Linked DNA regions of Homo sapiens: region 1 is linked to region 2. A link is an interaction called in ENCODE POLR2A ChIA-PET data of the cell type or tissue named here. Cell type or tissue: OCI-LY7. All regions are shown on one strand. Links, peaks and the distances in the headings refer to the core of each region. The heading gives the core; the rest is flanking DNA.

What was found. ChIA-PET counts read pairs that join two places held together with the same protein. Peaks named below come from ENCODE experiments on the same cell type or tissue, not always from the same donor. Only the 100,000 strongest peaks of a DNase experiment are listed, where the experiment ranks them.
Region 1: POLR2A ChIA-PET joins it to region 2 with 5 read pairs; 1 of 35 experiments calls an interaction of 5 or more read pairs at or near these places.

The regions. Positions count from the first base shown.
Region 1 is chr9:134,763,964-134,769,604 of GRCh38, forward strand. COL5A1 (collagen type V alpha 1 chain) reads left to right here. Exons shown (of 66, transcript NM_000093.5): 21 at 1,718-1,771; 22 at 2,491-2,535; 23 at 3,037-3,090; 24 at 3,347-3,391; 25 at 4,447-4,500. Among named protein-coding and RNA genes, the nearest start is that of MIR3689C, 83 kb to the right of the region's middle. RefSeq lists an enhancer at 2,594-2,853. In OCI-LY7, for the core only: no CTCF peak of the experiment used is centred there; DNase peaks (open chromatin) are centred at 2,008 and 2,798; H3K4me3 peaks cover 3,357 bases; H3K27ac peaks cover 1,242 bases.
Region 2 is chr9:134,934,395-134,940,035 of GRCh38, forward strand. LOC105376314 (a long non-coding RNA gene) reads left to right here and starts at 2,130. Exons shown (of 4, transcript NR_188683.1): 1 at 2,130-2,179; 2 at 2,821-3,039. LOC124902302 (a long non-coding RNA gene) reads right to left here. Exons shown (of 2, transcript XR_007061846.1): 2 at 2,396-5,641. In OCI-LY7, for the core only: no CTCF peak of the experiment used is centred there; DNase peaks (open chromatin) are centred at 2,127, 2,517, 3,017 and 3,347; H3K4me3 peaks cover 2,698 bases; H3K27ac peaks cover 4,047 bases.

The sequences.
Region 1 (5,641 bases), core at 407-5,406, 170 kb before region 2:
GCCTGGCCCTCAAGGGTTGTTGTGGGGGTCCAGGGGCAGCGTGGTGGGGTCTGGGGGCATTGTGGGGAGTCGGGGGCAGTATGTGGGGTCCATGGGCATTGTGGAGGGTCTGAGGGCATCGTGGTGGGGTCCGGGGTCAGTGTGGGGTGTCCGAGGGCATGGGGGTGGGGGGTACAGGGGCATCATTGGGAGGGTCCAGGGTCAGCATGGGTGGGTACAAGGGCATTGTGGGGGGTCTGAGAGCATTGTAGGGGGTCTAGGGGCAACATGGCAGGGTTCAGTGGCACCATAGGGGGTCCGAGGGCATTGTGGGGGGTCAAGGGAGAAGCATGGGAGGTCTGAGGTCATTATAGGGGGTCAGGGGGCGGCATGGGGGGTTCAAGGGCATTGTGGGGGATCTGAGTGCATTGTGAGGGGTCCCGGGGCAGCACAGTGGCATCCAGGGGCATTGTGGGGGGGGTCACACACCTGAATCAGCCCGAGCTTGGGCCCGTTTCAATGGCCACCCTTCCAGAGGCAGATTCCTCCAGCAGACTCTGCCCCAGCCCTGGGCATGGGAAAGCTCTTCCCTAAGCAGACATATATTTAGGCCCAGAGCAAATTTCCTGATGGATAGGACATTAATTACTATTCATTTACTGTTGCTTTAAAGCATCTCTTTTCTCGTAGCCAAGTCAGCCCGGCTGCGTGCGTCAGGTGGTGCTAATTGATGAGAAATATAGCAGGCACTGCATAGAGGAGGCAGGGGTCGGTGCCTGCAGACTCATTTGGGACTAAATTATACCCCAGATGTCTGATTAGCCTCTAAGGAGAATTCATGAACTCCACTCTCTCCTTAACACATGTCCAAGTAATACCTTCTGGGCTGTTAGCTTCCAAGAAATGTTGCTATAACTAGGTATTAAAATAACGAAGGAAACATTTAAGAGGCAGTAAGTGGGGGAAGGAGTTCTCTTCTACAGAATCTGAAAAGGTTCTGTCAAAATTAAGGGCACTTGAAGTCCACGTACCTGGGGTGAAGCCTCTGTAATTCTCCGTGGGTGGGGGGTGTGAGTGCCCTGTGGCAGGCAGTTCTCCCGGAATCTCACTCCACCTGCGGTAAAGGGGAGGTTCTGCACGAGCCTCGCCGACCGGAGAGGGCGTGCCAGCTCTTGCCCAGAGTAGCGTCCTGGAAAAGATCTGTACCCCACGCCTCCTTCTGCACATTCAGTCTTGGGGTTCCCACCAGGGACTAGTTTCACCTGGTGCTCTCCTGCCCGCACCCTCTGACCCTGTGATATCATAAAAACAATCGTATGTCGCTGCGGAGGGGAATTCAGGAGCGAGCCGGTAATGAGGATAGGGCACAAGGGCTCCGTGCAGTGGAATGTTATAGCGTGGTGATTCTCTGGGGGAGCGTCTGCTCACCTGCCCCAGCAAGTGTCAGAGGAGCCGGTCAGCTTGAAAGCCCCCCTTTCCCTGAGGGTGCCCTGTGGTGTCCTCTCTGAGTTCTCACCAATTCCAGACACCTGCCCCTGGTTCCCAACACCAGGGTGGGGTGGAGGGAGGCAGCGCAGCAGGCTGGGAGGGAGTCTGGGCCTCACTCCTGGGAGGCCAGGAGGCCTGAGTCACCAGCTGGGGTTCTGGGTGGAGTCAGGGCCAAGTGGGCATAGGGGACAGAGAGGAGGGCTGGGATTTCTGCCCGAGTTTAAATCCTATTTTCCCTTTCCTCTTACAGGGGCCACGTGGTCTGCTTGGGCCGAAGGGGCCCCCAGGTCCTCCCGGACCTCCCGTAAGTCCCATTACCGCCCTGCTTGTCTGCCCCCATCTCGGCCTTTGAGACCCCGCCTCCCAGCCGGTGGACGCTTGGGCACTGGGGCAGCAAGTCCGTGCTGGCCCCTCTGGCGCCTGCCTGCTGCCAGTGTGAGGCGTGAGCGGGACACTGATGTTCAGACGCTGTAGACACGGCCCCAGCAGGTGTGGCCTTGCAGGTGGAGGCCCGAGGCTGCCGGCCTCACGCCTCCGCTTCACCCTGGCTGCACTTCCTCCTGGCAGACAGCATGTGCTATTTCAGTTATAAGCAGAAACCCAGGATGTCACGTTTCTTCCCTGCTAGAAAGAACTTCCAGCAGCTTCTGTGAACATTCTGGAAGGAGGCTGAAGCCCTTGATTCCAGTGGGGCTGTGTCCCGGTGGGCAGCTCCCCCAGGGCCAGGCCTGCCCCCTTCAGCCTTCCCAGCCCCGTGACCTGGTTTTCTAGAACCTGAGGCCTGCCCCGTGGAATGCTAGGGCCTGGCAGTTCAGTTAACCTTTAGCTGAGGGTTACTGGGGCTGATCAGTGGACCTCTGGGAAGGGATTTGGAGTCAGGTCCTTCCCTTCCCCAGAGAGCATCCCGTCCTCTGATTCGTCGTGGGATGGGCGTCTGAGCTGAGTTGAGTGGGATTTTCCTCTTGAGCACTGTGAGTTCTTTCGCATTCAGTTACATGTTTTTCTTCTTAAAATCGTACACAGGGTGTCACGGGTATGGACGGCCAGCCGGGGCCAAAAGGAAATGTGGTAAGTCCCTGGGGTCCCGTGGCCTGGCTTCAGGGGCACTTTCCCTGGGCACACTCCTTGCCTGGCTAGGGAGGTCCATCGCTGTCCACATCAGCTGGGAACATGAAGGGCAGGTTGCAGACCCTCTGCTGTGGTGCCCACCCTCCAGTGGTGAGTGGCACCTGGAGACTTTAGCATGATGGGGTGACTTGGGAGTTTTCTGCCCAATAAATCATTTCTGGTCAGTTCCTCTCACGTGTTCCTTCCTGGTCGGATGTCTGGGCATATTTGCATAAACGAGTTAGTGCTCACTCCATCAGAGTCAACCTCCACAGCCTCAGAGGCGCTGAGTCCTGGGGCTGCTCTCTGTGGTGGGACCCGGCCGCCTTTCCCTTCCCGCTGGCATTAGGCAGTGGGGAGCAGTTTGAAAGGATGGGAGGCCAGTGAGGGGGCACACGACACCCAGGAAGGGGATACAGTTCCCAGAGCCCCCTTCAGTGCCTTTGCTCTTGTCTCCTGTAGGGTCCCCAGGGAGAGCCTGGCCCCCCAGGACAGCAGGGTAATCCAGGCGCCCAGGTAAGTGAGCCTGAGAGAGGCAGCTCGCAGGGATCCGGCCGTGGGAGGCACACGTCTCCAGTCCGGAGCCCTGGGAGGAAGCGGGGAGCTCTGTCCCCTCCAAGTAGCAGCCCCTCCCCTTATCTGGAGGGAGACTAGGACCTGGGTTGGTGCCTGGATGAGGGAGACATCAATGAGAAGATGGACAGATGGCAGGGGAGGGTTCTGAGTCAATCAGCGCCCTCACCTTCCCTTTCTGGCTCTTTCTCCCTCTTAGGGTCTTCCAGGCCCCCAGGGTGCAATTGGTCCTCCAGGAGAAAAGGTAGGTGGGCCTGGGCTGTGTTGCAGGCCACTGCCCGCCTGCAGGTGGATTCCCTGGCCCCACCCTGGGAGGACCCCTGGTATCCACCAGCTCTCAATGTATATCTTGGTGCTCCCAAGAGACGCCAAAGCTCAGAGTGCCAAGAACTGGGCCAGAAGCATGAGGAGGATTTTGGATCCGTGTCTCATTGATTCATACGTTTATTCATTCATTCATTCTCTAGTATGTATAGGGGTTGCTGGATTTAGCAAGGAACAAAAATACAGGACATGCAGTTAAATTTGAACTATTGTGTATCTGAAATTCAAATTTAACCGGGCATCTTGTTTTGTTGTTGTTTATTTTGGTTTAGTCTAGTTTTGCTAAATTTGGCAACTTGACTGTATCTCCAGAGCCTACTGTGTCCTAGGCCCTGGAACGAGAGCTGGAAGTGCTTGCCCTTCTAGAGCTTGTCGCTTAACCAGGCACAAGATAGTTCAGGTAGCTCCAAGTGCCTTGGTTGCGATCAGCAAAAACACCTCCAAGGGGCTGGTTCTGAGTGCATGAGAATCCCCGGGGGGCCTGAGAAACACAGAGGGCTGGGCTGCTGCCAGGCCTGGGACCTTCCAGGAGCTGCTGTTTATGGGATACTGAGGCTGTGGGCCTTGCACTGCAGGATGCCCTGCCCTGCCCTGGGGTGTTGATGTGAACAGACCAGGGAGGACAGGGTGGTGGGAGCACTTGAAGAAGGCACAGCACTGTAAGAGCAGAGGAGGCCAGATGATGCCCCCCCGGGCCCCAGTATGCAGCAGGTGGATGTGGAGAAGAATGGGGGCACTTGGTGGACTGATTCCGTTCCTACAGCAGAACCTGAAGGTGCTGAGAACAGTGGAGCCGCCTCCTCCTGGGCGCTACCGTGGCTGCACGCCTCACAGCCAGGGACCCAGTGCCTCTGACCACACTTCTCAGCAAATGCTGTGTGGGCAGAAATGTTGAAAAGTAACCTTGGTGGCCGACGGAGAGGTCAGGTGAGCCTAGGGAGGGCATCTCCTCATGGAGTCTCTGGTTTGTTCTAGGGTCCCTTGGGGAAACCAGGCCTTCCAGGAATGCCCGGTGCTGACGGACCCCCGGTGAGTAGCCCTGCCCACCTCATCCCTCCATACTCTCCCCACCTCCACCCTGCGGATAGGGCTGCAGGCCCAGGCTCTTTGGGGTTGTTGTTGGACGGCATTGACTCATTCTGGCTCTGTTGATGAAGACCCGTTTGGTCTCCAGTTGGACTGCTCGGTCATTCTTGGGTTCTGGACACCCTTAACATCATGGATTTTAATCAACGAGTGGCGATTGCGCGAGTAGGAATATTAGCTATTTATTAGGTTGTGCTGATTAATTACCGGAAGTCAGGCCTGCGTGCTGAGCCGTGAGGAGGGCTGGGCCGGGCTCCAGGCCATCGCTTGCGTCCCCAGGGTTGGAAGCGAAGAGGCAGGGTACGTGGTGTGTATTTTTAGTGTTCACACACTGAGAAGGGAGGTGGTGAGCAAACGCGTTTGCAGTGTGTGCGCGCACAGCTGTGGAGCCAAATTAGATTCTGCCTGGAAATAGCGAGTTGGTGACAAATCCAATCTGTGTCTAAGCTGTGTGGAGGGGGGAGGTGTGAGGAAGTAGAACACACTCAGAATGCGTGCGTGCGTGCACACGTGCGTGTACATGAGTGTGAGCTGATTTGCACCCACACCCTCTGTAAGTGCCTGCTGTGGTTTTGGTTTTGATTATTCCGTTAATGCTGAGTCTGTTTCACAAACGAGATTAGCAGAATTAATTATTGAAGATGCAGTATGCTTTATGGTTTTAATAACACTGTTAAAAACTAAACAAGGAAGTTAAATATGTTGATGATTATCGGTGACTGCTCACCACACAGCATCCCTCAGGCCGAGTCAGTTGGCCCAGTGACTCCCACATCACAAACTGCCCTTTCTTGGTCAGAAGAAGCAGAGTGGAGCCTTCTCATCCCCACGCGCGCAGCTGTGGGGCCCCGTGGTCACCTGGCCACATGGGAGTTTGCATACTGAGTGGTTCATCTTTTCCAATGTGTTGTGTCCTTTAATTTACATTTATATTTCATTGCCCTTTCTAATGATCAGAACAGCACATCTTGTTATAGAAAATTAGGAAAATAAATAAAATTACAGTAAAATTATAGCCACCTTTGATCTCATCTCCTGATTTAGCCATTGACAGCGGGTGGACGTGTGTCCTTCCAGGCTAGTT
Region 2 (5,641 bases), core at 181-5,180:
GGTTGAGACCAGTTTGGCCAACATGGTGAAACCCCATTTCTACTAAAAATACAAAAATTAGCCAGGCGTGTTGGCGCATGCCTGTAACCTTAGCTACTGGGGAGGCTGAGGCAGGAGAATTGCTTGAACCCGGGGGGTGGAGGTGGCAGTGAGCTGACATCACACCACTGCACTCCAGACTGGGCAACGGGGTTAGAATCTGTCTTTAAAAAATAAATAAAATAAAATAAAATAAAAGGGTGAATTCTATGGTCTGTGATTTACATCTCAACAAAGCCTTTACGTTGGACAAAGAGTGCTGGGATGAAGGTACCGAGTGGGCCTCCCCCAGCACCCAGGCCCAGGGGTTCTTAGATGGTGAGGAAGGGAGCCTGACTCTGAATACTTTAAAGGGGGGATTTTCTCTAGCCCAGGATAGCAGGGTGGGACAGGCCCTGCTCTGCTATGCAACATGGTCTTTTCTTCCTCTCCCCTCTTCCTTCCTTCTTTTCTCCTTCCCCTTTCCTCTGTCCCAGCACTGTCACCTCCTCCTTGCTCAGACCCCTGGGCTGGCAGCAGCAACATTGCCCTTTATAAAGCCCCCTACCAGCTAGAAAAGGTGAGGTGCTTATCAACCCTTACGAAGGAGCAGAGGGTGAGAGTGAGGACGTCGGGCATCACCACCCAGAGAGACAAACCAATTCATGCTTGGGACTATTTGGAGGTCAGCGTCGGCCTTGAGGCAGAGGAACCTGGGGCTCCAGCAGTAAGCATCCCTCACCCTGCGGCCCACTTTAATTTCCCAGAGATAATAGCACCGGCGCCGAGTATCTGCCGGGCACCTGAAGACGGATGGCCAGTGTTTGCAGGGTAATAGTTTGTGTCAGAGTAAACTGGAATTTATACCCCGGGAGGCAGATAATCCCCTTTAGAACTCTCCAGCCTCCCTGGGACTGGAGGGGCTTTCACAGGCCGCTTGCTGAAGACATAAACAAAGACAGCTCCACGGAAGCACCCTGCTGGCCCCAAGTCCTATTTTTAATATCTTAATTGAGTCTCCAAACCCTAGAACACGGTGGCGCGACCAAATCTCCAGCCTCCACCGACAGCTCTGTGTAGGAGAGAGGTCACTGTCACCTTCCACAAACCCGGGAAAAACAAACTGGGAAGCAGGGTCGGTTTTGGAGAAGGGGCAATTGCTGTTTTTTTGGTGGTGGTTGTTTTTGTTGTTCAGCTTTGTGTATATTTTTAAAGCTTATGAACAGATGAGAAAACTCCAGGCACGTATTCTCACCTAAGTTAAACTAATGGTTCTCAAAATCCCAAATTATTTTACTGCTTTTTGTTCCCCAGAACCAGCTCACAATCTGCTTCGCGCTTGATTTAAAGGCGCTGACAAGCTGCTGCCCGCTCCCCAGCACGGTGGCGAGACTGGATTGGGACTGTCATATATAATGCATGGAGTCAGGGCCGCGAGCCGGGTTGTACGCGTGTGTGATCCGCTCTGGAGCGCTGTTCCCAGAGCCATTGTGCAAACATATTTACTCTGCATAAAAGAATGGGATGAAGCTGCAAAGGACATTTGTTCATCGAAGTGGATTTAATTTTTAAACTCGCATTAGGACAGGATCAACCTTGCTGAAGGGTATGGTGATGTGGGTGGAATGTATAAAACTAATCTAGGATCCACGTTGCTACGGGAGGAGCGCTGGGTGGAATTAAATATTTATTGCACATAAATACCTTGTCCGCCACCTCCCTCACCCCTGCACAGTCACCTCTGTGTAGCGGGTTCTCTGCTACAGTAGAGGGCAGAGCACGGGACCACGGCTTCTTCCATCCTCCCAGCACCCCGATCTGGTCATGGCAGTGACAAGAGACAGCTGGGGGTGGGCACGTGGGTTTGCAGGCTCACACACGCACATGCACGCACCCACACACGTACACACACTGTCCCTGCCTGGGTTCTTTCTCTCCTTCTACAGAGGAGCGCTCTCTCAGAGGCAGAGAGAGCCCAGCCAGCCATGGTCACCATTAAGTCACCTCCATCATACTCTGTGAGTTAGGGGGGCAAGTGAGGATGTGATCCACCAATCCCCAACGAAGAATCCTAGGGAAGAATCTGATTGGCTAGTCACCTGCCAGTCATCACAGCCGAGGGAAAGGAGGGGTGGAGCAGCGACTCCACCAACTACAAAAGGTGAGGTGCTTATCAACCTTTATGAGGGAACAATGGGTGAAGACAATGACCAGGGTGCAGGCAGGCTGACCATCCCATCGGTTTGCCTGGAACTGTCCTAGTATTAGCAATGACAGTCCCATGTCCCCAGGGCAAACCAGGGTGGTTGGTCACTGAAGTTCAAGTCCCTCTAGACATTTCCAAACCTAATTAACAAGTTGGGGAAGCGAGCTGTAACCCGTTTCTCTAGCTCTTTATTTGTGTGATTTGGCCAGAAATTGCTTCAAGAGGAGACGTTCAAAAAGGAACAAAAAATCAGAACTGAAACAATGTCGGAGGGCACTTTGGGGTTTCTTCAGCAAAATGCAAATCCCTCCATTATCTTGTGGTTTAAACCAAAGCTGCCTTTTGGAAACTCCCGCTGATTCTCCAGCCTCATGGAGGGTGGCAGGTTCCTCTTTTAAGTGTTCCAGGCTAGGAGTTGCGTGGTTAACGCTGGGGTAATACACACTCTGTATTTGCTACCACAGCCCCCCACCCCTAGAAGTCTCCCAAGAGGAAATCGGTGGTGTGGTCATGCACAGCTCCTGTGCTCCTGATGGAGACTGTTGTGGATCCAGGGCCATCTAGACATCTAGGTATTTTCAGCTTTCTTCCCTTAGGACAAGAGGACCAAGGCCTGAGCAGCCCTGAATCGCTCCCATGATGGCCCAAACAGGCACGGAGGAGGGTGATTGGTCCCTGAGAATGTGGATGCCTGGAGCAGTTCACGGTACTGTCTCTGCCTCGTTCTGAGCCTGCACTGGGGCCTTGGGTCCCTGCAGAGCTGGTGGCCCACAGCTGGTAGCACTGTCCAGGTGCAGGTTTCAATCATCTTCCAGGTAAAGGACGTGCACGTGGCCTAACAATAGAAGCCGACCTTCAGTAAGAGCCACCTGGGATGGGGCAGGTCACCGGACCACCTTTCTTCACCTGTGTCCCATCTGCGGTGGGGAGGGGGGACTTCATTCTGCATTTTACATTTGAGGTAACTGAGGCAACCTGGAGGAGGTCACAGAGCTAACCATTAGTGGGAGAGCATCAGGCACATGAGGACCTGCAGCTTTGCAGGAGGAAGATCCTGATGCCCCCAAGCATCCTCACAGGCGCTCTCGGCTGGAGGTTCATCTTTCAAATCAGCCCTGCCTCCTCCAGTCAGCTCTGTCTGGTTTAGCTCAGCTAACAGGATGCGTCAGCTTACCTGAATAAAACACTTTACACCCCCACGTAAGGACCAATAAGCTTAACCTTTAGGGACAGGTTTGGTTTTTGTTTTGCCTCTTCCTGTCACAGGCTTCAGCTGCCACATGGATGAGGAAGTCAGGGAGGTAACTGACCAGACCAGCACACCTTCTCCCTGCCCCTGGCTGGCTAGCTGGGACCTTTCCCCCTCTGCCTCTCCAAACCTGAGGCTGAAAGGGGCCTATGGGGGTGTTCGGGAATCTGGGAGGTTGCCAAGCCCCATCCACCAAGGTGGGCCGGTTCTGTCCCTAAGTTGGAGCTCAGGACTGGCTTCAGCCAAGGCAGTGCCCAGAGCCTTTGAGAGACCCCAGGCTGGGGTCGGTGGGGTGGGCCTGGCTCTCTGGGGAAGGCTGCCATCAGGGAGCGTGGGCTGCCGCACACTCTCCTCCCGGTGTTGACAGTGACGGATGTGGTCAGGGCAGGACCCAGACAGGGAAGAGCTGAGGTTCCTGGTGGGTCAGTTTGGCTCTTCCCTGCTCTGCTCTGTGGCTGCAAATACAAACCTGGGGCCCAGCAGGGACAGGCATCCCCACCTGTCAAAGGCCTACGGACCCAGGGAGGGGGACGCCGTTCCTCACGGCCCTGGTGTCAGAAGCATGACCGGCCTGCTTTGTCAAGAGGCGGAGGAGGGCGGGATGCCTGCTGGGCATGTGGACTCTCAGCTTCCAAGCAGGTCCTGTTGCCCTCCTGCCCTCCAGGTGACAAAGCTGAGGCACTGTTGGGAGTAGCAGTCTGCCCGTCATCCCTGGCAGTGGGTCAACATGCAGCCTGGCTCTGGGACCTGGAATTGGACCTGGGTTATGCAGCTGGCCTGTGCAGGTGCCAGCCTCGCCTCTCTGGGCCTCCATCTCCTGAGCCACACAATGAGGACGAGGCCGGCTCTGCACTGAGAGCAAGGCCGACGGCAGAGGCCATGTGCCGCAGACCTGGACTCATCCCCTCACTATGCAGGCAGGCCCCAGCCCCTAGAAGCTCCTGGAACTTGGAACTCTGGGCAGAAGCCCTCAGAACAGAGCAGCCCAGTTCTGCCTCTTCCAGCTTCCCCAGGAGCCTGCTGCCTCGTCTGCAGTGGCAGGGAAGACCATGACGCCCCCCACACCCACATCCAGGCTGCCTTGCAATCCACACACCTGTCCATTTCACCTCCATCCACGTCCCTCTCCCCTGCGGCCACCACGCAGGCCCAGCCACCCCCACCCCTCTGCTGCTGCAGCCTGGAAGGTCGCTGCATGCTTCTCTATCCCGGGCAGTCCCGCACCGCTTGGGGAAGCTGGAAGAGTCCAGGTCTGCTGGCACCAGCCGTGAGATGGAGCATAAGGGGCATGTGGCACCCCTGAGCACAGACCCTCCTGGGCTGTCCTGTTACAGAGAGGGGCAGATCACCCTCCTCACAGCCTCCAGGCCCTCTGGGTCCAGCCGCGTTCCCTGCCCGACTCATTGTGTGAGTGCCAGGCACGTCCCCCTCCTGGGCACTCACCCTGCCACCCCCAGGCCTCCTAGGGCCAGAGTCTCTGCCCTGGACACGTGTATTTTCCTACTAACTGCCACTCATCCTTCTGTCTTGTCTGCCCCGGACAGTCATGCCTCTGCCATCTCCCCCTGGCAGGGCACGCTGCACCTTCTGAATCCCACCGTGGCCCTGGGAAAATTTCACTTGTCTCTCGGCACACCAAGGCCAGGCATTCAGGGATTGCATCACTTTCCTGAGCTATGTACCTGCAGCATCTGGCTCGGGGCTGGGTGTGTCACTGACCCACAACCACTGCTGAATGAATGATGAGTGGATGAGTGAGTGATGAGCGGATGAGTGAGTGATGAGCGGATAAGTGAATGAGCACAGGTGGGTCTCAGGAGGTCCTTCCAGCCCTAGAACTGACTCGGGGGCCTTGGTTAATGCCAGTGGGTGATTTTCTGACTCTAAAGGCAGATGTGGGGAGTGGAGACTCAGCCCTGAATGCATGCAGTGACCCAGCACTGAGAGAGGACGGTGGCTCTGGCGGGGTGGCCGCCTGCGAGATGCTCCCCGGGGCCTGCTGCGGAGATGAGTAAACATCAGAGTTTTGTGATGAGGGCTCTGCCAGGGGAAGCCCACGGTATCACGGAGAGAAGACAAGGGCATCCACCACAGGAGGATGGACAGGGTGGGCAGGTGTGGGCTTCGTCATCCATCATGGCCAGGGCTGGGAGTCCTCAGCGCTTCCA